Linked DNA regions of Homo sapiens: regions 1, 2, 3 and 5 are each linked to region 4. The links are chromatin loops, found by intact Hi-C in ENCODE. Cell type or tissue: heart left ventricle. All regions are shown on one strand.

The links. Hi-C counts contacts between places; a loop is a spot of excess contacts. Peaks named below come from ENCODE experiments on the same cell type or tissue, not always from the same donor. Only the 100,000 strongest peaks of a DNase experiment are listed, where the experiment ranks them.
Region 1: it touches region 4 in a loop (4-fold over the local background); 25 of 110 quality-filtered maps call a loop at or near these places.
Region 2: a loop joins it to region 4, with 3 times the contacts of the local background. A loop is called at or near these places in 5 of 110 quality-filtered maps.
Region 3: it touches region 4 in a loop (4-fold over the local background); 7 of 110 quality-filtered maps call a loop at or near these places.
Region 5: it touches region 4 in a loop (2.7-fold over the local background); 23 of 110 quality-filtered maps call a loop at or near these places.

The regions. Positions count from the first base shown.
Region 1 is chr3:45,839,538-45,844,537 of GRCh38, forward strand. LZTFL1 (leucine zipper transcription factor like 1) reads right to left here and starts at 2,582. Exons shown (of 10, transcript NM_020347.4): 1 at 2,452-2,582. The coding sequence starts at 2,454. In heart left ventricle, no CTCF peak of the experiment used is centred here; DNase peaks (open chromatin) are centred at 2,224 and 2,694; H3K4me3 peaks cover 2,165 bases.
Region 2 is chr3:46,425,603-46,430,602 of GRCh38, forward strand. No RefSeq gene overlaps it. Among named protein-coding and RNA genes, the nearest start is that of LINC02009, 4.4 kb to the left of the region's middle. In heart left ventricle, a CTCF peak has its summit at 1,996; no DNase peak of the experiment used is centred here; H3K27ac peaks cover 441 bases.
Region 3 is chr3:45,964,817-45,969,816 of GRCh38, forward strand. It overlaps FYCO1 (FYVE and coiled-coil domain autophagy adaptor 1), which reads right to left. Exons shown (of 18, transcript NM_024513.4): 7 at 4,859-4,949; 8 at 1,461-3,887; 9 at 217-309. Among named protein-coding and RNA genes, the nearest start is that of CXCR6, 24 kb to the left of the region's middle. RefSeq lists enhancers at 2,859-3,498, 3,499-4,138. In heart left ventricle, no CTCF peak of the experiment used is centred here; DNase peaks (open chromatin) are centred at 2,350 and 3,112.
Region 4 is chr3:46,076,582-46,081,581 of GRCh38, forward strand. It overlaps a transcript of XCR1 not described here. Among named protein-coding and RNA genes, the nearest start is that of XCR1, 52 kb to the left of the region's middle. In heart left ventricle, CTCF peaks have their summits at 233 and 2,420 (motif pointing left); a DNase peak (open chromatin) is centred at 2,400; H3K4me3 peaks cover 228 bases.
Region 5 is chr3:45,984,685-45,989,684 of GRCh38, forward strand. FYCO1 (FYVE and coiled-coil domain autophagy adaptor 1) reads right to left here. Exons shown (of 18, transcript NM_024513.4): 2 at 172-338. The coding sequence starts at 226. Among named protein-coding and RNA genes, the nearest start is that of FYCO1, 8.6 kb to the right of the region's middle. RefSeq lists enhancers at 1,633-1,927, 3,365-3,865. In heart left ventricle, no CTCF peak of the experiment used is centred here; a DNase peak (open chromatin) is centred at 2,108; H3K27ac peaks cover 5,000 bases.

The DNA of each region.
Region 1 (5,000 bases), 240 kb before region 4:
CATGACTTAAAATTTCCTGCCTTGACTTTCACTCATGTTACTCTGATCCTAAAGTATCTCTCCATTCCTATTTGAGAATCTGAATCCTACCCAGTGGTATGATGGTAAATATTTAACAGCAGGTTTTCTAGGTAGGGGGGCCTGATTTGTAGCACTGCTGATTTCCATGGCATAAATACTTCCATCATGGCTGATTTCAAGCCACCAATATAATGTCACTGAATGAAGAGGTAAGAAGAAATGCATACAATTGGATCTCACCAGCCAGTACACACATGCTCCACCACATCACTGAATTCCTACCCACCCTTCATGGCCTAACCTGTTTCACCTACTCTGTGCCATCTCCCAATATGCCCTCAGTAACTCTATAGGTATGCCTTCCTCCAAAACCTAGCATATATAATCTCTGCTACTTCTTTGGTACCGTCACAGGCTGATTACTACCTCGTATTATTGATTATCTTTTTTTTCAGGTCTTGCTCTTCCAAGTAGATTGTAAACTCTATGAGGGCATGAACCATTTCTTATAATGCACAACACCTAGCATAGTGCCTTGTGCCAGCAGGTGGCCAATTCCTATCTGTTCATTCCTTTCCCTCCTTTCAAGGAAAGTTAAGACTGTCCCAGGACCAAGAAGGAAAAATTACTCAAACTGAGAAGGGTAAATGACAGAAAAGTTCCTTTAAAATGGATTGGAATGAAGAAAGGGGGTAAAAGTGGACAGCTGAGTTCAAAAGGAAAAATAGCATCAGCCTAGGAAACGGCTATTCACAAACCTTTACTTCCACACATATACTATATGTATCTATGTCAAATCATTAGAGAGGAAATGGAATAGGTAGATATGTGGTATAATAGACAAAGCACTGGATTAGAAACCAGGTTTAGGTCTAGCTATGCAACTATCTACCTTGGTAACAGTCTGTTACCAAGTCACTTAACCCCAATGACATTAGTTTTACTATCTGCTAAATGAGAGGTAGATATGATGATCAGTCCTAAAATGGTTAGAAACAATGGGAGGTATCCAAGTGGGGAAGTCAGAATTTGTTTGAATTTTATTGTAGAAATATTCCGTTAAAATAATAATAAAAAGAGCTGAAAACATACAGCAAGAAATCCTGCCAGAGCATTGCCAAGCTAGTGTCTTGAAATTGTACCACAAATTGTGTATGTGTGTTTAGGGGGAAGGGGATAGAAGAGAAATGGGTAAGGTACCAGAAAGGGTTCCCTGTTCTTAACCATGCCCACAAATCCATATACAATTTAAGATAAGTACAAGGAGGAAACTGTAATGATAAAAATGAGCACAGTTTAATAATACCTATCAGATACTGAATGCTTAATATTTTCACAGGTACTGCACTGTTTACACGCATTATCTTACTTATCATATTAACAGTCTTGTGTAGTTATTATCTGCAATTTACTAATGAAGAACCTGAGCCTGATTCCAAAGCCTCAGTTGTTAACTGATGGAAAGGAATGACAGAAGATAGAACAGGAAGAGATACCAATTTTTTTGTGATTTGTTTTCAACGTGTTCTCCTGATATTTTAGGGAAATCAAGAGAATGAGTGGAGAGGCTCTAAACTCAAGAAGGGGAGGGAGCAATCTGTTTAGCTCACAGGTGTCTTCTCAGCTCCCAGACAGCGCTTGGAACACAGTGTGGACTAAATAGAAATTCTGGTTGCTGAAGTATTTCAGTAGCTATTTCAGGTGGTGCTCTCAACCCTGGTTTCATCCGTTTTCCTGAACATTTCAGTGCTGTGCACTGTTCTAAGTATGACTGGTATTTAAGATGGCATGCTATATTCGCTGGAGGGATTAATGATATTTTTTGAGCAAGCCAAAACAAAGGAAATGTCACCCAAATTCCTCAGCTGTAATACGGGGTGCTGGGATTCTTAAAGTCACCTCCACATCAGAAAGTTGGATTTCAATCACACAGAAAGCTGGATTCGTTCTCCCTGCTCCTCTGGTTACCGCGCGCGCGCGTGTGTCTGTGTAAACCTTAGAGCTTCCTGAAACTGAGTGAGAACCCTGCGTATGTGTTAATGTGTGTGTGTGCGTAAACTTGGAGCTTCTTGAAATAGAGTTAAGAACCCTGCCGTGCACCTTAGGCCGGCAGCAGTTTCCTCTATCTCTCCTCACCTGCCACCTAAGAGTTGTGCCTTGGCTCCAGCCCCCGCAGGCAGGAGAGAAACGAAGCGATGCGGCGGAGCTGGGCTGCTGGGAAAAGGCTTCACCCAGGATTACCCCAGAAGGGCTTGGGCTGCGGTTAACCGAATCTCTCGCGCCCGGCGCAGCTCCCCTTCTCAGGGAGGCTGAGGTGCGGCCAGACCCAACGAGGCCACGTAATCATTCCGGGCCCACCCGCTCAGTGTCTCCAGCCCCGGCCGCGCTCTCTCCTGTGCGCGGTGCGGCGCCTGAGGGTCGGTTACTCACCATGGCGGCAGGCAGCGGCGGCAGCCTAAAGGAACGGGAGAGGCCAGGCGGTGCCCCGCCAAGCCTGGGATCGCCGAGGGTAGTTGGACCACAGAAAATGGGGAAGGAGGGTAGGTTGTTTAGAAGCCTCTGGTTGCTAACGGAAACCGAGGCACGTGGACTGCAATTATGCATTTTCATTGGTCCTCAGGATCACGCGACAGGAAGTATTGCGTAACCGGTTGACTGCCACATGCGCATTGGCTTCCAGGGCCGGAAGTCCCACCTTTTTGTGCCAGTTCACTTTTGGGAGCTGACTGCAGTTGCAGAAGGTAGCGGGAGGGTTGGGCTGCCTGGAGTTGCGTGTGGCCACCAACGCGCTTCGCGCCTCGTGGCGTCCGCTTATGGATTGTTGGGAAGTTCTTGTCCAGAACTTCCTGTGGCATAGGTGACCCCAAGGATGAATGGACATCCCAGACCTTTCAATGGTCTCATAGGGCGCGGCCCAGACATTTTTTTTTTTCAGGAGTTCCTACCTGAGCATCAGGGTGGCTGAGACAGGCCAACAACACCAATGCCAGCAGGTTCTCAAATAGAGCTTCAAACGACCCCTCCCCATGACTCCGCCCATTATTATTACTGTGTTGTTATTATCTTCTCTTATATTTCCAGCTAAAAGTCTCTAGCAACATTTTTCCATTTAAAAAAAATGCAAAAAGCATGGGTTTTCTCCGAGAGCAGTGAATTTCAAAAGGTTCCATATGCCTGGAACTACTATGGAAGCTTGTTGAACAAATTCCTGGGCCTTATCTCCAGAAATTCTGATTCACAAGTCTAGCTTGGGTCCTTGGGATCTGCACTTTTTAACCGATGTTCCAGGAGTGATCACAGATCAGGACCACTCTTAGAAACACTGGCTTGGAAGGACAAGTGTAGGATGAGATCGATTATTGCAAATACCAGGGACTCAGAGTCCTTCACTCACATGATACAGAGGTGATGTGCAGGCATTTGCCCACAGAAGGATCTCAAGCCTTGGGTCAAGAACAGTAAACAAGGTTCTCCTGTGTGTCACCTGGAGCATTCCAATGCACGGAATGATGGCCTGAAGGCAGTGGCGTGGGTATGCCCAACTTCAGCTTTGGCTAGGCTCCCTACCCTTGGCACTGCAATGGCATTTGGGCAGGATCCCTGTCTTCTTGAAAGATTCCTAAGGGCAGATTCTCTCAACCCTGAATATTAACCCCTTCCAAGCTCAGTTAAACTTCCCCTTTACCATCCCACCTCCCCATTTCTGTTTAGTGAGTGTTGTTGAATTTGGTTGCCATTATTTAGTGCCTACTATGAGCTATTAATAGACACATTCCATTCCAGTAGTTAATCCTCATAATACGTGGTTCTTTCCTCTGTAGACATTCGTTGTGTTCACATAGTGAGAGGGTCACTTTACAAGGTGTTGTGGGTGCGAGATGAAGTTCATAAAAACTTTTATGACTGATCAGTAAACAAAGTTGGTCATCAGCTTGCACTGCTGAAAAGCTCGTTTATTTTCTCCCAGGCCAAATCTTGTGATTGCGAAGTGTTATCAATTCAAGGGAATGAAAGGAGCGTGTGTATAATGCAAATATTACATTTGTGGCTTGGGGATTTTAAAATTTGTTCTGCAAAACTCCATCAGCTAGTTATTGTAATTTAAAATTCTGCTTTAATCTAAAATCTTCTATACCAAGGAGGTTAATCACCATTAGCCAATCTACCCAACAGAGTTGAGTGTTGTTACATAAGCTGTCTAAATAGTGTCAGCAAATCTGAACATGAATTTTAGTCTCAAAAGTGATGAATTTGGCTCATGAAAAGGCTGAACTTGTACTTCAGGTTGTTTACTAGTGCGGGTTGGTCACCAAAGCAAACAATTCGAGCCGTGAGGGAGAACAGCTCCATCCTACTTTACTAGTGATCTTCTTAGGCTCTGTTTTTATTTATTTTAATTGCTGTGACAGTTTTTTAAAATGTGTGTATGTGTGAGTGTATGTGTGTGTGTAAATTTGGAGGGAGGCACACAAGTCCATTTTTTACCTTTTAGCAGAGTTCAACATAAATAAAATGAAGATAAATTCTTTTTATATTATTATGAAATGAGACTTATGACTTTATAAGTTCCCAGTCATCATACTAAGACCACCAGTTTCAGGGTGTTTGCAACCTAGACTTGGCAAAAGGAGGAATGGAAAGCTGATCATGGCCTCCTCAGGGATGCCAACAGATTCACTCATTCTGCCACTATTTACAGAACCCCTGTTGTGTGCAAGGTTCTGTGGCCATGATAGTGAGTCTGAGGAAAAAATCTGAGGGGAAAATCTGAGGGAAGAAGTGGAGGGACTCAGAAAGCCCCAGCTGCCCCTGCACTATAAATTTTGGGGGGATGCAGGGGGACTAAGGTGAGGCTTTACTTAAGTAGAAAGAGGAAATGAAGAAAATGATTAAGTAAAAAAAAAATAGGTGATACACAGAAAATGTAAAAATCTGAAAGGTTATATGGGAAAGAGAAAAGTTTGATAAATATTGAACTG
Region 2 (5,000 bases), 350 kb after region 4:
GCCTGCAGGCACCCCTGCCAGTTCTGCACCAGAGCACACTGTAGCAGCCCTGCTGTGATGCAGGAAGCAGCTCCAGGTCCTGCAGTCTGAAGCATGGAGCCTGAAGCCTGGAGCCCCCCATCCAATGCTGCGCCATGCTCACCAGTATCCCCCAGCATCAGCACCGAGGCACCAGCTGCAGATAAATTTCTCACCTAAAATGTTGAGAGATGTTGCTAAACTGTCCTTCTAAGGGTATGTATAATAATACGGTCCTGCCGATACTGAATAAGACTATCTGTTTCATTACATCCTCACAATACTGAATATCATTAGCAACTTGAATTTTAAATTGTGCTAATCAATGAAAATGATTGCCTAATTACTAGTGAGTTGAGGTTATTTAACATTAATACTCCTTCTGATGAAATATTTTGCATTTATCACATTTTACATAAATTCTCTCTATATAATTAGCACTAGAATGTCCGACTTGGTTTTCATTGTTCCTCACCTGTTTGGAAACACATTAAGAATGAGGGAGAGAATGGATGGGGACTCACCTAGGGATGCATGGAGCTGGTCGGCAGCCACTCTGAGGCCCTCTTAACACTTCCCCACCACACACTTAATTTCCCCTGGTTTGTCCATAGATACATCCAACAATTTTTATGTAAATAAGAAAGACTCAGCTTTCAATGGAAAATGGTAGGTTGGATTTTATGACTGAAGTGGCAAAAAGAAATAAGGGATTTTATTATGGGGGAGGTCCAAACCCTGGTGAAAAACGAAATTCATTGAAATTGTTTGAAAATTCAAGGATTAAATCAGATTATTTTGGATTCAGTAGGAATTAGATTACTTTAAAGCCCCAGGATACTTTATTCTGTAGAATGCATGGAAAGTATAGAAAAGAGAAACAAAGAGGGAAAGTCATGGCTAATAACCTGGAAGGGGTAAATAGGGAGCCAAAGGCCTGTGGGACGTAACCAACTCAGCATTCCACTGGAGGCTTTATGATCAAATAGCAAGCTATTTATCATGAATGCAGGATGTGGGCAAACTCACGACTGCTCCCACTGCCAGAAGGTTTGCTGAGGGCAATCACTTCCTGGCACCGAGCTCCTTGAGGTTATCTACTGGGACATCTGGAGAATGCAGTCTTGCAAGCCTACTCTGGACCCAGCAGCTGACCCCTTCTTCCATGCCCCTCTTCCTGCTATCTCTTTTGCCTAATAAATATGGAGGGCTGTGTAAAGCTCAGGGCCCTTGTCCACTAGAGGCAAACTGCCCGCTGACCCCTTCTTCCAAATATGCTCTTTTGTCTCATGTCTTTTATTCCCGCTTTCACCCCACTTTGTTCAGTCCCCCTAGGTCCGTGTGGGTTACATAGTGGCGCCCTGAACAGCGACAGAATCAGGTGCTCTACAAGTGGCGTCCGAACACAGGGACTATGAGGATGTGAATGAAGAAGATCTGCTGGAGCAGAGGAATTGAAATTGACAAGGTGAATGGGGATCCCGGGACAAGTCTGCCGGCAGCAGATATAAGGTCAGTGCCCTAAAGAGCTACTGGGAGCAGTGCCTTAAAGTAGTACTGGGAATGGGAAGTTTTCTGAATCAGGGTAACATGGGGCAGAATTGGTCTGTTGAAGAAAAACATTATGTGCAGTTGCTTAAAGTTTTGTTGAAACAAACTGGTGCTCAGGTTAGTTCTCACATTAACTACGATGCTACAGGAAGTCATTATGCATAACCCATGGTTTCCACAGGCAGGGACTCTTGATGTAGAAAATTGGGATAGAGCAGAAGGATGAAAACAGGCTCATCAAAAAGGTTTTCAAGTTGATTCTTCAGTTTTCTCCACTTGGAGTTTAGTTCGTACTGTACTTCTGCCATTATCTCCTTGTTATTCTGCGGGACAGCAGGCTGAATGTAAAAAACTGAAAGAATCTGTTGTCCCACCCACAGCTCCAGTTGAAAATAAGTAATAGGAGAGGGAGGATAAAAATTGGCCTATACCGCCCCCTCCAGTTGCAGAAACATCTGTACCGCCTCCTTCGGTGGCAGAAACAGAGACCCCAATACAAAGAATTTTACGCTCTGCCACCACGGCTGGAGAGCCCTTAGGACCTTGCACTTTTCCTATTTCCGTAAGGCCTGATCCAAATAATCCACAGCAGCTTAATCATGAACACATTCCACTAGAGTTTAAGTTGTTAAAGGAATTAAAAGTGAGTGTGGTAAATAATGGCATACAGAGCCCATTCACTTTAGGATTGCTAGAATCTATGTTTGGTGCTATGTGTCTTTTACCCTTTGATGTGAAACACTTGGCATGAACTTGCTTGTCTGCTAGCGCATATCTGACATGGAATTTAAACTGGCAAGAACAGGGTGCAGACCAGGCTAGACAGAACCATGCTGCTGGAAATGGAGACATTACAGAGGATAGGCTATTGGGTAATGGCCCTTATTCTGACCTGGTACATCAACTAGCACTCACAAATGCTGCTTATCAGCAGTGCACACAGGCTGCTAAATGTGCCTGGGCCATAATTCCTGAAGAGGGAGTCCCAGTACTATCATTTTTACATATCATGCAAGGGTCACAGGAACCCTACGCACAATTTCTTGCAAGATTACAAGAGGCAGTGAGGCATCAGATTCCTCATACCTTGGCTGCAGAAATGCTAACCTTTACTCTAGCTTTTGAGAATGCAAATGCAGATTGTAAATGTGCACTGGCACCGGTTAGGTGTACAAAAACTTGGGAAATTTTCTCAGAGCTTGTTAAGATGTAGCAACTGAGCTTTATCGATCTGCAATGTTAGCTGAAGCAATGGCTAATTTAGCTGTTGACAAATCTAAAAAGAGCCAAGGGTCAAACCCTAAAATGGGAAAATGTTATAATTGTGGAAAAACTGGACATTTTAAAAAGGAATGCCACCAGATCTCAGGACAGAAAGGATCTTACAATGCTTTTCCCCCCGGCCCCCAGCGGAAAGAACACCAGGACTTTGTCCTCGCTATGACAAAGGAAATAACTCGGCTAATCAGTGCTGCTCAAAATTTCATCAGAATGGCACCCCCCTGTTGGGAAATGAGATGGGGGCCTGTACCCGGGCCTCACAAACAATGAGGGCATTCCCAATTCAGACCTCAACCCTGTTTCAGGCATGGGTTCCCAGAGGCATATTGAGTCCCTCACCCGAGGAACTCCAGGAAGTGCAGGATTAGATCTCCCAGCCAGAGAAAGGGTTACATAAGGTGGGGAAGACAAACCCACCAAGATTCTCACTGGCATTTGGGGACCTTTACCAGCAGGATATATGGGACTAATTTTAGGCAAAAGCCACCTTAACTTGCGAAGGCATTACTGTAGTCGCAGAAGTTGTTGACTCTGATTATGAAGGAGAAATTCAAGTAGTTTTATTGTCACGAGATCTTCGGGTTTTTGAACCGAGAGAATACATAGTGCAATTATTACTTATTCCCTGCAAATTACACCCTTCTCCATGAAAGGAGAAACAAGGAAATAAAGGGTTTGGGAGCACAGCTACACGGGAAATCTATCTATCCCGACCCATAGCCTCTAATAGACCCACCTGTGTAGTACAAATTAAAGGAAATAAATTTTATAGGTTTATGGATACGGGAGCTGATGTGTCAGTGTTACCAGCAGGTCTTTGTTCTTAGAGCTCCCAAGATGGCGGCAAGCCTTTTGTTCTCTGACCTGGAGTTCTTGGCCTCACAGATTCCAAGGAATGGATCCTTGGGCCATGCAGTGAGTGTCATAGCTCTATTAGAAGCTCTTCCAAAAGTCGTGCTGCTATCTATGGACTAAAACATACTCAAACAATAATGACCTCTGGCGTTTAGGCTCAATGCTCAGAGCTAATTGCAGTCATTCAGGTTTTACAGCTCACAGCTTCAGATCCTATCAACATTGTCTGTGTTCAGTTTATGTCGTAAATGTAGCCGGTCACATAGAAACTGCTACAATTAAAAGTACACTAAACCCAGAACTGCTAATTTATTTTTAAGACTTCAACAAGTTATTTGTTCTAGTGCAGCTCCTTTTCATATTTCTCATATTCCTTCTCACACACAACTTCCTGGGCCGCTATCTCTAAGTAATGAGAAAACAGACAAACTGATTGCCTCTGTGTTTCAGCAAGCTCAACCATCTCATGTGCTTCTGCACCAAAATACTTCCGCCCTTACTCACATGTTCCTACAGGTTTGTATTATATTATGCAGTATATCCCTCGAGCCACACCTATAGAAGGATGTAATCCACGAGGTTTGGCTCCAAATGAAATCTGGCAAATGGATGTTACACACACAGCAACCTTTGATAAGCTGAGCTATGTTCATGTGACTATAGACACTTATTCTCATATGCTGCCTGCTACATGCCAAACAGGTGAGACAGCTGGTCATGTACAGCGACACTGTCTGTCATCATTTGCTCATATGGGGATATCTAAACAATTAAAAACTGACAATGGACCCGCTTATACTAGTCATGCTTTTAAAAATTTCTTGCAGCTTTGGGCTATAACCCATAAAACAGGAATTCCTTATAATCCTAGAGGACAAGGCATTATAGAGCAGGCACATCAAACATTACAATGCATGTTGAAAAGACAAAAAGCGGGTATAGGAGGCCAACTACCACCTCAATAAAAACTACATTTAGCCTTATTTACTTTAAATTTTTTGACTCCTGGTATGGATGGTAAGACTCCAGCAGAAAGACATTGGCAAGTGTTAGAAGAAAAGAGGAAAATTTATCCAAAAGTGTTATGGAAATCCCTGGAAGAAGGAAAATGGAAAGGTCTGGTGGATTTACTGACGTGGGGAAGAGAGTATGCTTGTGTTTTTACAGGAGATGGACAAGCCGTGTGGGTGCCCTCAAGGTGTGTGCAACCATGGAACGGGAGACTAGAGGAACCCAGGGTGGCCAACCATGGACAGGGTCCCCCCGGTACGAGCCATGAGCCAGCTGAGCCTGAG
Region 3 (5,000 bases), 110 kb before region 4:
GAGGACACTTATTTCCTTTCTGCATTTGGCAGCTCCGGCCAGGTGTCCAGGGAATGGATGGAGGGGGTCAGGGTACAAACTAGGGTGTCTACAAAGGTGAACTGAGGACGGCTTCAGCTTGGGAATCTGGAGGCATGCAGGGAGCCCTCTTAAATGGTCCAGTCAAAACCACACCAGATGCCCTCTCCCTGACAGGTCTACACTACCAGGGCCTACCTTCAGCTTCTCCACAGCTTCCTCAGCAGCCTGCAGCTGCCGGCCTTGCTCCTCAAGCTGGCCCCTGAGGCTCTTGCACTCTTCACCAGCATTCTAGAGAGGACAAGAAAGAAAGAGGACATAAAAGTAGGGTCCTTGCTCTGAGGATCCCTCAGCCCCCTCACCCAAACAGATAAAACCAAGCTAACTTTCTCTTTTTCCCTGCAAACTGGCTCCTCAATGAGCTTTGGGTTTATTAATAGTGAAACACTTTCAAGCTTACTAAGAAAAGAGACTTAGCCTGGTCCCCAAACTTAGAACTTAATTTCCGCAAGGGAAAAAGTTGGCTATAAGCCACATGGAGTTTCACGGAGTGGGGTGGCACTGGGTGGGGAGGCACATCTGTGGCACTGCGGTGGAGCTGCCTCAGAGAGGAGGGTTAGGAGTAGCCTGAGAGTGCACAGACCTTGATGCAGACAGACTAGTGGCAAGCCCTGGAAACCAAAGCCCCAGGCCATTCTGCGCTGTCTTCACTCTAGACAGTCCTTAACCCCTCATCTTTGTGTACTATCAAAGGCACATAGTAACTGCTCATCTCATTAACTTGTCTGTCCCAAGGGCCTTGTAAAAATGAAGTGAGCTTGTTCCCTTCCCTGTATCTGCTGTCAGGAGAGCACCTGATGGGGTTGGTTATTCATTAAGAACTCAGAGATAGGACATGAGGCAGCTGTGAACTGCTGGCCCTCTGCAGGGGTTTTAGAGGCCAAGTCAGGGCTCTCACACTCACATGCCCGGCGGGGCTGGGCAAGTACAGAAACCAGTGTAAGGAAAAGTGCAGAGGATGTGTGCCTCCTTTAAAGTGGGCAGACACCCTCAGGTTCCTGCTGACTGCTGCCACAGGGCGGGGGCAAGGTGAGGACGCAGGCTTTCAAAAGCCCTCAAACTATATTTGTAAACACCCTGCTCTTTCAATGTTGGCTACTAGTTTTACAAACTTCTGTGTGGGCTAATCTTGTTTGCAATGGTCTTGAGTTTAAACTTCTGGGCTAAGGCATCACTCCCAATGTTCTGCGCCTAACATATTCCTGCAGAGAGAAAGATGCTACTGGGAGCTGTGATAGGAAAGGGCCACAAGGTGTTTGCCTGCACCCACAGTACATTCTCCAGCCCTCACCTGCCTCATGGCTAAAGGTGCATCTTCCCATGGACCCACCAGGCCTGCCCAGGGAGAGGGGTAGAGCCCAAGTGGTTGAAGCTAGGATTACCTTAAGTCTGCTCTGGTAGTCCATGATTTCAGCACTCAGCTGGAACTTGAGGGTGTTGAGCTCCTGGTGTGCAGCCTCTTGGAGGCTCTGGGCCCGCTGCTCTGCCTGGGCGAGCTGGGCCTGCAGGCCAGGCAGTGAGCCGGCTGCTGCCTTGGCCGCCTTCAGCTTCTCCTGCAAGCTCTCCTTCTCTTGCTGCAGCCCAGCTACTTGGCGCTCCAGGCCCTCTCGCTCCCTTGAGGCTGCCTCTTTGGCGTCCTGGAGCTCCTGGACAGCACAGGCCAGTGCCTCCTCCACTCGCTCCTTTTCCACGGTCAGTGCGCAAACCTGGATGCCCAGCTCAGCTGTGTCTGTGTTGGCCCGGTGCAGCTGCTCTTGCAGCTCAGCGTGCTCCAGCTGTGCTTCCTCGGAGCTGCATTTGGCCTGGGACAGCTCCTCCTGCAGGGCCCGCAGCTCCTCCTCCCTCTGCTGGGCCTCATCGGCCCTCTCCTCCTGCAGTGCCCCTTCACGCTCCGAGCATTGCAGCAGCTCCTGGACATGGGCTCTGTTAAGGGCTTCATTCTGCTCCTTCAGCTGCTGCACAAGGGTTTTGTGCTCCCTCAGGACGGCCTCAGCCATGCTTAGCTGGCTCTGCACCTTGTCCTGGTCATCCAGGGCTGCCCGCATCTTGGCCTGGAGGTCCACCACCTGAGCCTGCAGCCGTTGGACCTCCCCCTGATGGACTTCCAGCTGCGCCTGAGACAGGGCTAGCTGGGCAGCCAGCTCACGGGCTTCATTGTCAGTGGGTGGGCCAACTCCCTGTTGGCCTTTCTCTGCTGTGAGGACCTCAATCAGCTGGGTCTGCTGCTGGCACTGGCTCTCGAGAGCCCTAAGCTCTCTGTGCCGGGCTTCTGCCAGTTGCTGGCACTGCTCCACCTCCTCCCGCAGCTGCTGACACTCGCCCTCCTTGCTCTGTAGAATGGCCTCCTTCTCTGCCATCTGGGCTTTCATGGCCTCCTTGGCCTTCCTTACAGCCAGCAAGCTCGCCTCCATCTGGTCACCCAAGTGCCGGATGCTGGCCTGCTCGGCCTCCAGGGAGGCCAAGGAGCCCTGGATGGCTGATTCCCGCTGCTGCAAAGCCTGGTAATCGGCCTGCAGGGCTTGCAGCTTGCCCTCCAGGAGCTGGTTACGCCCGACCACATTCTGTAGCTCCTTCTCCAGCTCCCTGTTGGCCTGCCGGAGCTCTTCCTCCTGGCTGCCCTCTTGCACCTTGGTATCGTCTAACTGTGCCTCCTGCAGGCCCCTCTGCTCCTCCTCTGGCTTCCCCCAGGCCTCTTGCAGACTGGAGTTCACAGGGACCAGGGCCTCATTCTTCTCACCTGCCACTGGCAGTTCTGGGCCAGGCGGCCCAGCAAGCCGCTCGAGCATACCCACCTGCTGGCTGAGGTGGTCTTTGTCCTGAATGAGCTGCTTCTTCTGCTCCTCCAGGTCACTCACATGTTGGCTCACCTGTGCCAGCTGGGTCTCCAGGAACTGCAGCTGCCGGGTCAGAGACCTGACCTCCTGCTCCAGCAGCTCCTTCTCCTCCTGTTGCTGTTTTTTCTCCCGCCTCAACTCTGCTAGCTCCTCCTCCCAGGAGCTCGTGTGGGCCAGCAACTCCTGCAGCCGTCGCCAGAGCTGGTCTGCCTCCTGTCCCTTCCCAGACAACTCCTCCTGGAGTGGGGCCATCTCCTTCACCAGGCGCTCCAGGCTGGCCCGGGCATCCTCTTTCAGCTGAAGCTCCTTGACCAGCTGTTCCAGTTGGGCACTCTGCTGTCTGTTGACCTCCTCGACCTTGGTTCTCTCCCTTTCTAGGGCTTGAAGCTTCTCCCCTAGCTCCTGCATCTCCTGGGCCGCATCACTGGGAATAGGTTCTTGCCGGCCCTTTGTGTCTGATGCCGTATCTGCCTTCTGCTGAGCCATGGCTAGCCAGCCTGGGAAGCTGGCTAAATGCTGGTTTTTCTTGTCCAGTGAGTCCCGTGTGGCCTCAAGCTCCTGTGCCAAGGGCTGCAGCATGGACTCCAGCCGCCGCAGGGCTGTGTGGTAGTCCTCCTCCTTCTCTGCTGCTCCTAGCTCCAGGCCCTGCAGGCATGTCTGCAGCTCCTTCACAGTGTTCTGGGTGGCCTGGGTGACCTCCCACTGCTTCTGGAGCTCAGCTACCAAGCAAGTGAGGCGAACGTTGTCCTCCGCTGCAGTGCGCCCCCTCTCCCTCTCTGTCTGCAGTTGCTCCCCTTGCTGGCTGACAGCTGCCCTCAGCTCCTGGTTCTCTCTGTCCAGCTGCTGCATGCGCTCCCGTAGCTGCTTCTCCCGCACCTCCAACTGGTCCAGCTCTAGTCGCATCTCATCAAAGCCCTCCAATGCCTCGTTGTTTAGGGGGCTGTTCAGGTCAAAGTTGGACACCATCTCTTGAGTCTGGGAGGGAAAACACAAAAGACAAGTGGCTTTAGGATGAAGCTACAGGGCTATTTAGAAAAGCTTTAGAGTTTAATGAGAGCAGAGGTAAAAATACAGGCATTACCTGCCCTAAGGTTAGTCTAAAGAACTATTCAAAAGACTAGAATCCCTTTGCTCAAAGCATCTGCCACAGATTCAGCAGCACATTCCAAAGCTATGAGGCCACCCATGTGAGCTCCACTGAGATACAGACTTGCATTTCCCATCCAGCCTTCTTCAGCCTTATTAACTTAATGGACGTTGTCTCTGAGATAAATTCAGTTATATCTAAGCTGTTGTTCATTCATTGTGCCATACCCGTAACTGCAACTCCTGGCATGATTAAGCCACAAAATAAGGTAAAAGATTCATCTATTTTCTACTCTTAATGCTCCTTATATTGATCATTTTAATTTTTTTAATTGCTATTCAGTTTCCACAGAACTATATACAGCTGTGATAAATTCACATTTCTAAAAAAAATTAACAAACTGCCACTACCTACTAACATTGACTGAGCCCTTGCATATGTCAAGCCCGTAAGTACTTAACATATGCTTAAGAAGTGCATGCGCACTCCTCATTTATGAGCTAGAATGAGTTTTATTATCCCCATCCTGTGGATGAGAGAGCTGAAGGTTAAGTAATTTCCCCTTGGTCACAGCTGGTAGGTGAGAATCAGGATTTGACTCTTGTCACTTTTAACCACGGTGCTAAACTGCTTCTTTTAAAATACTTTAAAATCATTTAGAAGAATGTAATTTTAAGAGAGCCTAGATTCTATTTGGTTGAAAAACCCAGACTCCCGGGAACAGCAGCCATAACTGAGTGGTTCTATTGCTCTGGCTGGAACAACGGGCATCTGAGAACATCACCCTTGAGTTGCTAGGGGCAAGGACATACCCTGGTAGAAGCTATAGGAAGATAATTCCCAGCCTTCCTGGCCTTACCTGCAGGTAGCTGCTCACCAAGCTGCTCATGCTGGAGCTGCGGCTAGGGGGTTTCCACAGGTAAGCAGAAGAGCCAGTGGTCAGCGTCCTCCTGTGGGGCCACAAAACAGACATACCTGTATTCAGAGCAGGAAACCTAACA
Region 4 (5,000 bases):
AAAAAAAAAAAATAGGATATCATTGAAATCAGCAGCAGCAAAGTTAAAAGACAGAATTGTGGCTCCTGTTTAGTTCACATATTTCCCTGGGAAGGAGGAAAGTTTCTATGCTGGGGCATAGAAAACAAGGGGCTATACCTCAATGGTCCCAAACTGACCTTATCAGGTTGGCCTTCTTGATAGTTTCACTTTCCAGATGCTAGAGAAATTTGCTGTGGGCCACTGCCCTCTATTGAAGTAATATTGTCACTTCTGAGGAAAGAATACTTGGACTTGCCATAGGAGAAGTCAAGGATTGCACTTGAATTTCATCTCACTGGGGTAAAGCTGACCCCTGTGTGAGCACTGAGAGAGAAAAGAAACTTTTTATGTGAGGAATACAAACCCCTTTAATATATCCAGCCCAGAAAGGCTTTGGAGTAAAAAGCTGTCACATCTCAGTCCCTGCTTGAGCTAAGTAGTTACCTCTTGAAGCCACTTGCTGTGGGCTCTGGACTAACTGATGCCACGTAGCTATAAAATGCCATATACCATAATCATGGATGCCACAACTCATATCCTCTAGCTCAGGGGTCCTCAACCTCTGGGACGCAGACCAGTTAGGAACTAGGCTGCACAGCAGGAGGTAAGCAGTGGGCAGGCAAGTGAGCAAAACTTTATCTGCTGCTACCCATTTCTAGTATTACCACCGGAGGTCCTCCTCCTGTCAGATCAGCAGCAGTATTAGATTCTCATAGAAGTGCAAACCCTATTGTGAACTGTGCATGCGAGGGACCTAGGTTGCATGCTCCTTACGAAAATCTAATTCCTAATGATCTGCCACTGTCTCCCATCACCTCCAGATGGGACCATCTAGTTGCAGGAAAACAAGCTCAGGGCTCTTACTGATTCTACATTATGGTGAGTCATGTATTTCATTATATATTACAATGTAACAATAATAGAAATAAAGTGCACAATAAATGTAATGCACTTGCTTCATCCCCAAACCATCTCCCCTACTCCTCCTAGGTCTGTGGAAAAATTGTCTTCCATGAAACTCGTCCCTGGTGCCAAAATTTTGGGGACCACTGCTGTAGCTCAACAACATAAAGCCAATCACTAATCAATGTTATTTCTGCAAACCAATGAGAATTCCTGTCAAATAGCTTTGTATCAGTCCACTCCTTGCTCACTTTTTGTCTTTAAAAACCTGCCTGAATGGATGCAGCTGGAGACAATTATTCTAAGTGAATTAACACAGGAACAGAATACCAAATACCGCACGTTCTCACTTATAAGTGAGAGCTAAACATTAGGCACACAGGGACATAAAGCTGGGAACAACACACATTGGGGACTATTAGAGTGGGGAGAGAAGGAAAGGGGCAAAGACTGAAAAACCACCTATTGGGTACCATGGTCGCTACCTGGCTGATGGCATCATTTGTACCCCAAACTTCAGCATCATGCAATATAGCCATGTAACAAACATGCACATGTAACCCCCTGAATCTAAAATAAAAGTTGAAATTATTTTTTAAAAAGCCTGCTCGCAACAAAGGCTGGATGCGGCACTCCCCAAAGCAACTTGGAAGTGTGTCCTGAGCAGCTGGCCTCATGTTGGCTCAAGTAAAGTCTTCAAAATTATGAATATATTTTGTGCCTCATCTTCTTCCTTTGGGGTCAGCATTTTTGGTGCCATGAGAAGGATTCAGAATAACCCCCTTGGCTCTACTATCTGACTTACCTCCCAGACTCAGCGCCTGGCCAGCTCTGGGAACCTCTTGTATTCTGACTTTGAGAGAAATTGTTGAATGTAAGGTATGAGTCCTGCTGAGATCTGGGCCTTTCCCATTTTTTGGTTGAAGGTCTAGATTTTGCCTGAGCTATGTTTTCCGATCCTCCCTTACTAGAATGGGAGTTTTCCATCTGTGCCTAATGGGCAGGAGATTTGGGTTCCAGAAAAGAAAAAGGGTAGGGGGAACAGCGTTTTTTCACCTCTGCCTTGGGGAAGGGAGGTCTGGGTCCAGGCATTGGCAATTTGACATTGGTGGTTTTGCTTTACATAGCACGCTTTTAAAATTGCAGCTGCTTCCTATTGTTTGAAATTCAGACTTGGATGTTTCATCTGTGACCAATTCCTATTAGTTCTAAACTGAAAAGTGCATGAGAGTGAGTTCTCTTGCTATGGAGAAAGGGCAGTTGCTCACTTTGACCAATTGGAGTGCTCTAGGTGACTGGAGACTTTGCAGAGTTTGCAGAGTCTCTGCAGACTTTGCAGAGGTGTCAAGGCTGTTGTCTAGGATATAAAGGACGCTCGTAGGGTATTCCTCACCACAAGAACGTTTTTTAGGGACTCGATCATCTGCATGGGCATAAAATACGGGACTGATCGCTCATACCTTTAGCACTCTGGTGCCACCTGGTGGTTAGAGGCATTCTGAGACAACGTAAGAGAGCAACTCATGACTTTTGGGTGACACCTAGAGGAGCAGTGCTCGTAAGCACCACACTTCCACCCAAACACATCCTGGGCCTTGGTCATTTTTAAGAAGTTCCTAAGTTACGGGAAATCAAGCTTGAAAATCTGAGCGCTCTTTTAAGGGACAACCATTGTTAGAAACACCATCTGGTTTTATGTACAACACTTATGAGACATCCTCTTGTAAATATCTAGGAAAACGGACCCATATAGCCCAGGATGATCATCAACAATGGCCAAAATGTGGGTCTTTTGAAATGCCCAAAATGATTCATTTGTGTGCACAATAGAGAAAAAAGCTGGTTTTAGAACATGAAATAGGATAATTACTTCCAATGGCACCTAGAGTTTTTTTAAGATAAATTCTGAGAAAATTGCCTCAATCCAAGAGGTAAACAAAAAGATCCTAAATCTATTTCTGAATTTAAAAAGACTTTGAAGCCCTCCTCCCTTCCACTTCCAGCTGTTTCTCCTCATCCTACCCCTGCACCTTTATATCCTCTCTTATCTCAAGTCCCCTGTCCTGCCCTTCCTTCCCTCCCACTACCACCTTAGGAAATTCCCTAGAACTTGAACCCCCTCCCTGAAACCCCATTTTGGCAGCCCCTTTTCAGGTAAAACCACAGCAAGAGGTGAGACCACTATTATGTATACCCCTTGGACAAAAACTGAACTGAAGAATATTATAAAAGACTTCCCTGACCTGCTCCAAGATCCCATAGGGTTTGCAGAACAATCTGCTTTAATTGTCCAGACTTATAAGCCCAGATATTCTGACCTTTATCAATTAGTTCACATGCTGGTATGAGAAGGCAGGGCCACTGAATGGCAAAAAAGGCAATCTGGAAAAATCCCTCAGAGGATTTGGAAAAACAAACAGAAGCTGACCATGAGAAGATCCACACTTTAGCCAAGTCTCTCTGTGATGCCATTTCCTGGGTCTTTCCTCAAATGTAGAGTGGAAGATAATTCAACAATATACTCAAAGGCCAGATGAATTTGTGCTTAATTATTTTGAACAGTTAAAAAAAAAACCTTTTAACAATATTCTGGAATGGAATGCCTGATGCTAGCCTCCAAGATCACCTATAATCGTGCCACTGTACTCTGGCCTGGGCAACAGAACAAGTCCTTGTCTCAAAAAAAAAAAAAGAAAAAAAAAGCCAACAAGTCTCCAACCTCTTGGAAGCAGTCCCCAACTGAAATCTCATAAAAATATAAAAATTCCTGGTCATGCCAAATTAGATACTCCAGAGAGCAAAGGCAATCATTTCACTGACAATGCCGCTAAGAATGCAGTCCTGAAGGTTACATCAGACAATAGATACCTTGAAATGTCCTTACAGACTTATTACCCATTTAAAACTTTGGCCAAGCATGGTGGCTCACATCTGTAATCCCAGCTACTTGGGAGGCTGAGGCATGAGAATCTTTTGAACTAGGGAGGCGGAGGTTGCAGTGAGCTGAGATTGTGCCACTGCACTCCAGCCTGAGTGACAAAGCGAGACCCTGTCTCAAAAACAAAAACAACAAAAAACCCCAGCCCCCCTGCCAAACAAACAAACAAGAACTTTATTAGAAGCAGCACAAACAGGAGCTCTCAAGAAGGAAATCGACCTCAGGAAAGATAAAGGAACCAAGTTTTCCCCAGAAACAGGCTTATGATGTGGACTTAATGATAGACCAATCTTTCCCTTAGGGCTTCAATTACCCTTTAAATGATGTGTTTATGAGCTGACTCATTGGAATCCAGATGAAACGACAGCTTGGGGAAAGCAATATTATTGGAAACCATCCCCTCTTGTTTATTCTTGCTGATGGTTTGTCCCAAACATAATCCTGGAAAACTCCTTCATAGGTTACAGGGACATTTTCCTTTACCTTTAGGACCCTTTGATATATGGCAATTGGACTTTATCCAGCTGCCCCTGTCTCAGGGTTATAGATATGTTCTGGTGCTAATTTATGTGTTTTCTCATTGGGATGAAACCTGCCCGTGCCAATGAGCCATGGTCCAAGTAGTAAGAAAATTGTTATTAGAAAAGATAATTCCTTCATGGGGAGTTTCATCTGAGCTCCAGAACGGCCAAGAAACACATTTTACTGGTCAAGTAATTCAATCCATTTGCAACATTTGGCCTATATTCCAATTGTGCTTTTAACCCCCAATCCTCTGGACTGGTGAAACACACCAATGGTATAATAAAAACTCAATGGCCAAACTAATTGAAGTTTTTAACCTCTCCTGGCCAAAGGCTGTCTCATTAGTTCTGCTCAGCCTGTGATCCACACCATTTGGAAAACACCAGCTCTCTCTCTTCAAAATAATAACAGGAAGGCCCACGTGACTAGATGAAGGAACTTATGAACTTGCATTTCTTAAAGGTGATATCCTCCATTACTGCCACAGTCTCAGAATACTTCTTATTAAGAACTCAAAATTAATCAAGAGTTCCTTCTGCAGAGAGCTCTGGGGAGATGAAATCATCAAAAATCATGGCCTGTAACTGGAGATTTCTTTTTTCTTTTTAAAGGT
Region 5 (5,000 bases), 92 kb before region 4:
ACACAAGGTGGATATTTGAGACCCAAATATTTCAATATGATGTGACCTGAGGACTCCAATTACTCGTTGTGTGAACAAAAATGAAAGGGTTGAATTTCAACTGGCAACAGCAAAAAGCCCTGCCACAAGTCCCTCAAAACCAAACTCAGCCTGCCCAGCAACCTACCATACCTTGCAAGTCTCGGATGATTCTCTGGAGCTGGCTCTCTGCATTGGTGGAGGCCATGGTGAGTTTGCCTTTCTTGTCTGTATGTCTCCTGCCTGGGTCCAGAGGAAGGCTCAGAATTTCGGCCCTCGGTGGCTGTCTGCTCAGCAGTGGTCAGACTCCATGGTGGCACCTGCACAGAGGAAGGGGAGGCCATGGAGGAAGCAGATACAGACACAATTTAACGACAATATTAGAGAACTCTGCTCTGGGCACAAAGGTCACCCTATCTGGGTGTATTCCCTCAACAGGAGGGCTTGACCTTTCTGTGTGGGCCTTGTTCTGTGGGCACTCTCTGGTTTGTTTCTGACACACTTCTATTCAGACACAGTGACCTGGTTTGGGGCTAAACAAGAAATTAGATCAATCATATTGCAGCCTATCTTTTTGAGCTCACTTTCCATTCACCTTAGATAGGACTGCCTTACTTTCCTTTAAAAAGCCACCTAGTGGCTCTCTCCATCCCCTTATACCAAAGGCTACACGGAATCAGTGCAGCCCAGCTTCAGACAGCTCTGCTAAGCCTAAGGATCCCCATCTCCCCCACACCTGGCCCCACACCCTCTCCACCTTTCTTTCTCTGAAGAATGGTCAGTCTCTAGCCAGGCAGTGCTAGTTGGGGGAGAGGATGAGGACACATACCCTCAGAACTTCTGGACCAAGGAAAGCCGGGCTTGCCTGGCAGGGTCCCCTTCGTCGTGAGGCTTGAAGCCTCCAGCTGCCCAGAGTCCAACTCAGCCTGGGTGTGCAGATGCTGCCTGGCCTTCTCTCCAGAGGCCTGCACAGCCCCTGCACCAGGCAATGGATGTGTCTCTATTTTTAAGTTTGGTTACAGTCCTCTCCCAGCTGGTGAGTCCTGAGTTATCAGCCCTACATGGGCAGCTGTTGAAGTGATTTACCCGTAGGGCTGAAGGCCAACAGAAGTTAAAGAGATGTGAGCACATTGGAAAGAGGTCTGGACATGCATCTGGAGATCCTACGTCCTTTCAGAACCTCTCATTCTTCCCTTAGATATCCAGTGCAAGGTTGTAATGTTTGCTGGCAAAGTAGATAGCAAGACTAGAGTTGGCTGTGGTGGCAGCCGGCACTAAATGAGGGTCTATTGCGTGCAGGGCTCTGTTACGTGCTTTACACACATGATCACTTTTAATTCTCACAATCACCCTGGTGGAGCAGATAACATCGTCCCTGTTTACAAAGGAGAAAATGATGCTCAGAGGAGTCATGTAACTTGTTTTAGGCCACGGGCCAGTAAGGCGAGGAATCACAGAGACTGAACTCTGGTCAGTCTGATTTCAAACCTGGTGGTTTTCCAATAAGTCCTACTGACTTTTTAAGACTCAGCCATTGTCACTACAGCAAATGACCAACCACTTCCACCGGCTCGAGGTACTACCATGAACTCCAGCATCTCCCAAGTAATGTGAACACCCTGAGTGTTCTAACACATGCCACCTCTCACTCTCCCACTGCCACCTTGCCCTCGTGGCTCCAGGAGTCCAGGCAAGCAGATCCTGGCATGGAAACCACCCCAGCCACAAGCTCCTCCAAATATTTACATAAGGATTCCTGCCTCTGCCCGAGGAGAGGGCCTATCACAGGGCAGAGATAACTAGAGCCTATTTTTAACTAACTAGCCAATGTAGCTGTGACTCAGTGCAAACAAGGCCCAAAGAGGGCTTCTCTGGCTTAGGAAGGAAACAGACACATGCCCGTACCACAGTCCCAGGAATTCATGAGTCCCAGAGAGAAGAGCTTCAGGGGAGCCACAGAGAACCCCCCAAACCTCCCAACAAGTGTTGGCACCCATCCATCAGGGACACCAAACTGAGGATGGGAGTGCTTTATGAGAAGCCTGCCTGCCCATCCCTGGGTGTCTCTCCAGGTCACCAGCTGAACACAGGCCTGAGCAGGGACCAGCCGGGGCCCTAGAGAGAGCCAGAGAGGATAAGAACCTCCACTATCAACACACAGCTGCCCCAGCACATTCCGTCAAGTGTCTGCTACATGCAGGCTGGGGATACAGAGGCACACAAGACACAGTCCAGCCCTGGAAGAGCCTGGCTACCCATCAAGGAGACAGATGGAAAAATATCACATATCCAGATACAATGGAAGAGGCTCACGTAGAGATATGGATAAAAAGTCATGGGCACTCAGTACTGAGAAGATATGAACTATGGGCATACAAAACAACATGGAGGAATCTGAAATGCCCTGTGCTGAGTCAAAGAAGCCTCTCAAACCACCACAACTGTGCAATCCCATTTATATGCTATTCTGGCAAAGGCAAATCATTAGGAGAGAAATCACATCAGTAGCTGCCAGGGTCTAGGGGAGAAGGGAGAGTCTGACTACAAAGGAGCACAGGAAAATATGGGGGGCAATTCTGTTTACTGCCTTGATTACGGTGATGGTTACATGACTATATGTATTTGACAAACATACACTTGTCACAACTCATATAACTATAAGTTATATCTCACAAAAAAGGAGCATTGGGATGAATTTATAAAAAAAAATGCAGTGGGATCTGAGGAAGGGAAAATCTAATTCAGCTTGGGGAAGGGAGAAGTGGTAGACACTCTGTGATGGCCAGGCCTAAAAAGTGAACAGGCAGTCACTGGAGAGAGCCAAAAAGAAAAGGATGCTGGGACGGAGGCACACAAGAGTAAAGGCTGTTTCTCTAACTGCATTCCTCTTATTTGGCTGCTGCCAACACAGAGGAGTTTGCAGTCTCTGAGAGAAATAATCCTGGAGAAAGACGACTGGAGTGATACCCTGTGATCTTTAAATGCAGCCCACTGGGTCTGTGTGTACACTTCTGACCATGTCTGTGGAGAGGGTGGAGCTTGGGAAGGAGGTGATAGCAACAACAGATCCTGAGTAACTCATCCGGGCTGCGGCCAGGACAATGAAGGAACCAACCAGCTGGATTTTCTGGAAACCAGCCCTAACTGGAGTCTGGCACAAGGGAAACAATGTCTGCAAACCCAAACAGCATCATAAGCCTGAACACAGATGGCAACACACTCCTTTAAGACTTCTTGGTGCTTTGGTGACACTGCCCTTGTGTGAGCCCAAGGCAGGAGACCTTCTCTGTCTGACCTTGGGAGTGTGCTCTTGGCTGGTGTCAAGTTCCCAGGTCGTGGGGTGAGCTGTTCCCAGCCACTCATTACACAAGCTGATTTTTCAAAGAGCCTGTGTCGCCACCAGCATAATGAGCCCTAAGAAACTGCCTGCCAGGCCTGTGGGGTGTGGTGGGCTTCCCCACTCTGGCTCTGGGTCATCACCTCACAGGGATTCAGGAAGTAAATCAGAGCTTCCATAGAGAACATGGTCACCATGGGGATGCTATTTTCAGGAACTCAGCATCTTGCCCTCCTTGCTCCTCCGTCTCGGTCTGAGGTCATTACTAACCAACAAAAGGCACAGAATGGGCAAGATCACTCTCCAAACATGGCCAACTTCCTTGTGTCTCTAGATAAGCTTGCCCTTTCATTGAGGGAATCACAGACTCCTGGCATGAACCAGCCTGATCCTGACATCTACAACCCATTAGCAAATGGCTCTCCTAACTCAGGAGACACTCAAAGCTCTGTACATACTACCACGGCTGCCCCAGCACCAGCGTAAGGACTCCAGGACTCACACACCTCACAGGGCCCCCAGTGTGCCAATCACCTCATAAACCCACAGTCCTTGTTGCACAACATGTAAAAACCTTCGTTGCTGTCTCTGACAGGCTCTTTCAAATATCAGAGAAATGCGTTTTATAAAATCTTTGGAAGCATTGAATTTCCTTGCCAACAACTCAAAATTATGTTTAAGCCTATCCAAAATGTCTGAAAACATCCAGTTTTCTGACAAAGAGGAAAAGGGACTCAATGCATTTTTTAAAATTCTTATTTTTCACTTGGTACTACTGTATGAGTTCCTAGTCATGACCTAGATATCATTTTAGAAGTAAAGGACCTTCTCTGACCTCCAAGTTTTTTCTATACCTGCCCAGATGCCCTAAATGCCTTAAACAATAGCAACGGCAATTTAGTCAAATTAAGATACAAAGATGCTGACTGACTCATGCAAACCTATTTATGCTATGGTCCAAGTGACTAATACTCATAATATTGCCCAGAAACTGGCTCAGACAGCATCTGAGTAGTCACACAAGGAAAGAAGAATCATCAGGGGAGGAGGAGGTTGGAGGCGTGGAAGTCAACCTTTCTCCACCTTCAAAATTTTGCTCCCAACACAATAGCTAAGGGCTGACCCAGAGAGGACACCTTACAGTTGGATTCCTCCCCCAGTCCCAAATAAGGAGGAGCCTACCAGTTGTAAAGTCTCCCCTGACCAAGAAAGAATGTTAAGGACAAGGATGGTTAAAAAGGCAGAAAAGCCTTTCTGGAAGAGTCCATTGCCTAGGCCTGGTTCAGCACACCCAACGGCAACTATCTAGTTACCACCTACAGAAAGGGAGGCACTTGGCTGGTACCTGCAGCTTCGAAGGCCTGGAGGTCCTGCTGGCCCAGGGGCTGGAACAATCAGTGGGCAGGCAGACTGCCCTTCCCAGAGCTTCAAGAGGGTGGCTAGGAGAGTGCTCCGGAGTTTGCCAGAGGCCAGCTCAGAGGCAGGCATTTCAGCACACGTGAACAAAGACTCATTAGGTGACCCAACCCCTTGGACCTATGATTAAAGTGTTAACCCACTGCATGCCTGGGTCATCTTTCCCAAACACTCCTTTTTGCTTGTCATCTTCTCTCTTTCATAAAGGGAATGAGAACTTGAGGCTTTG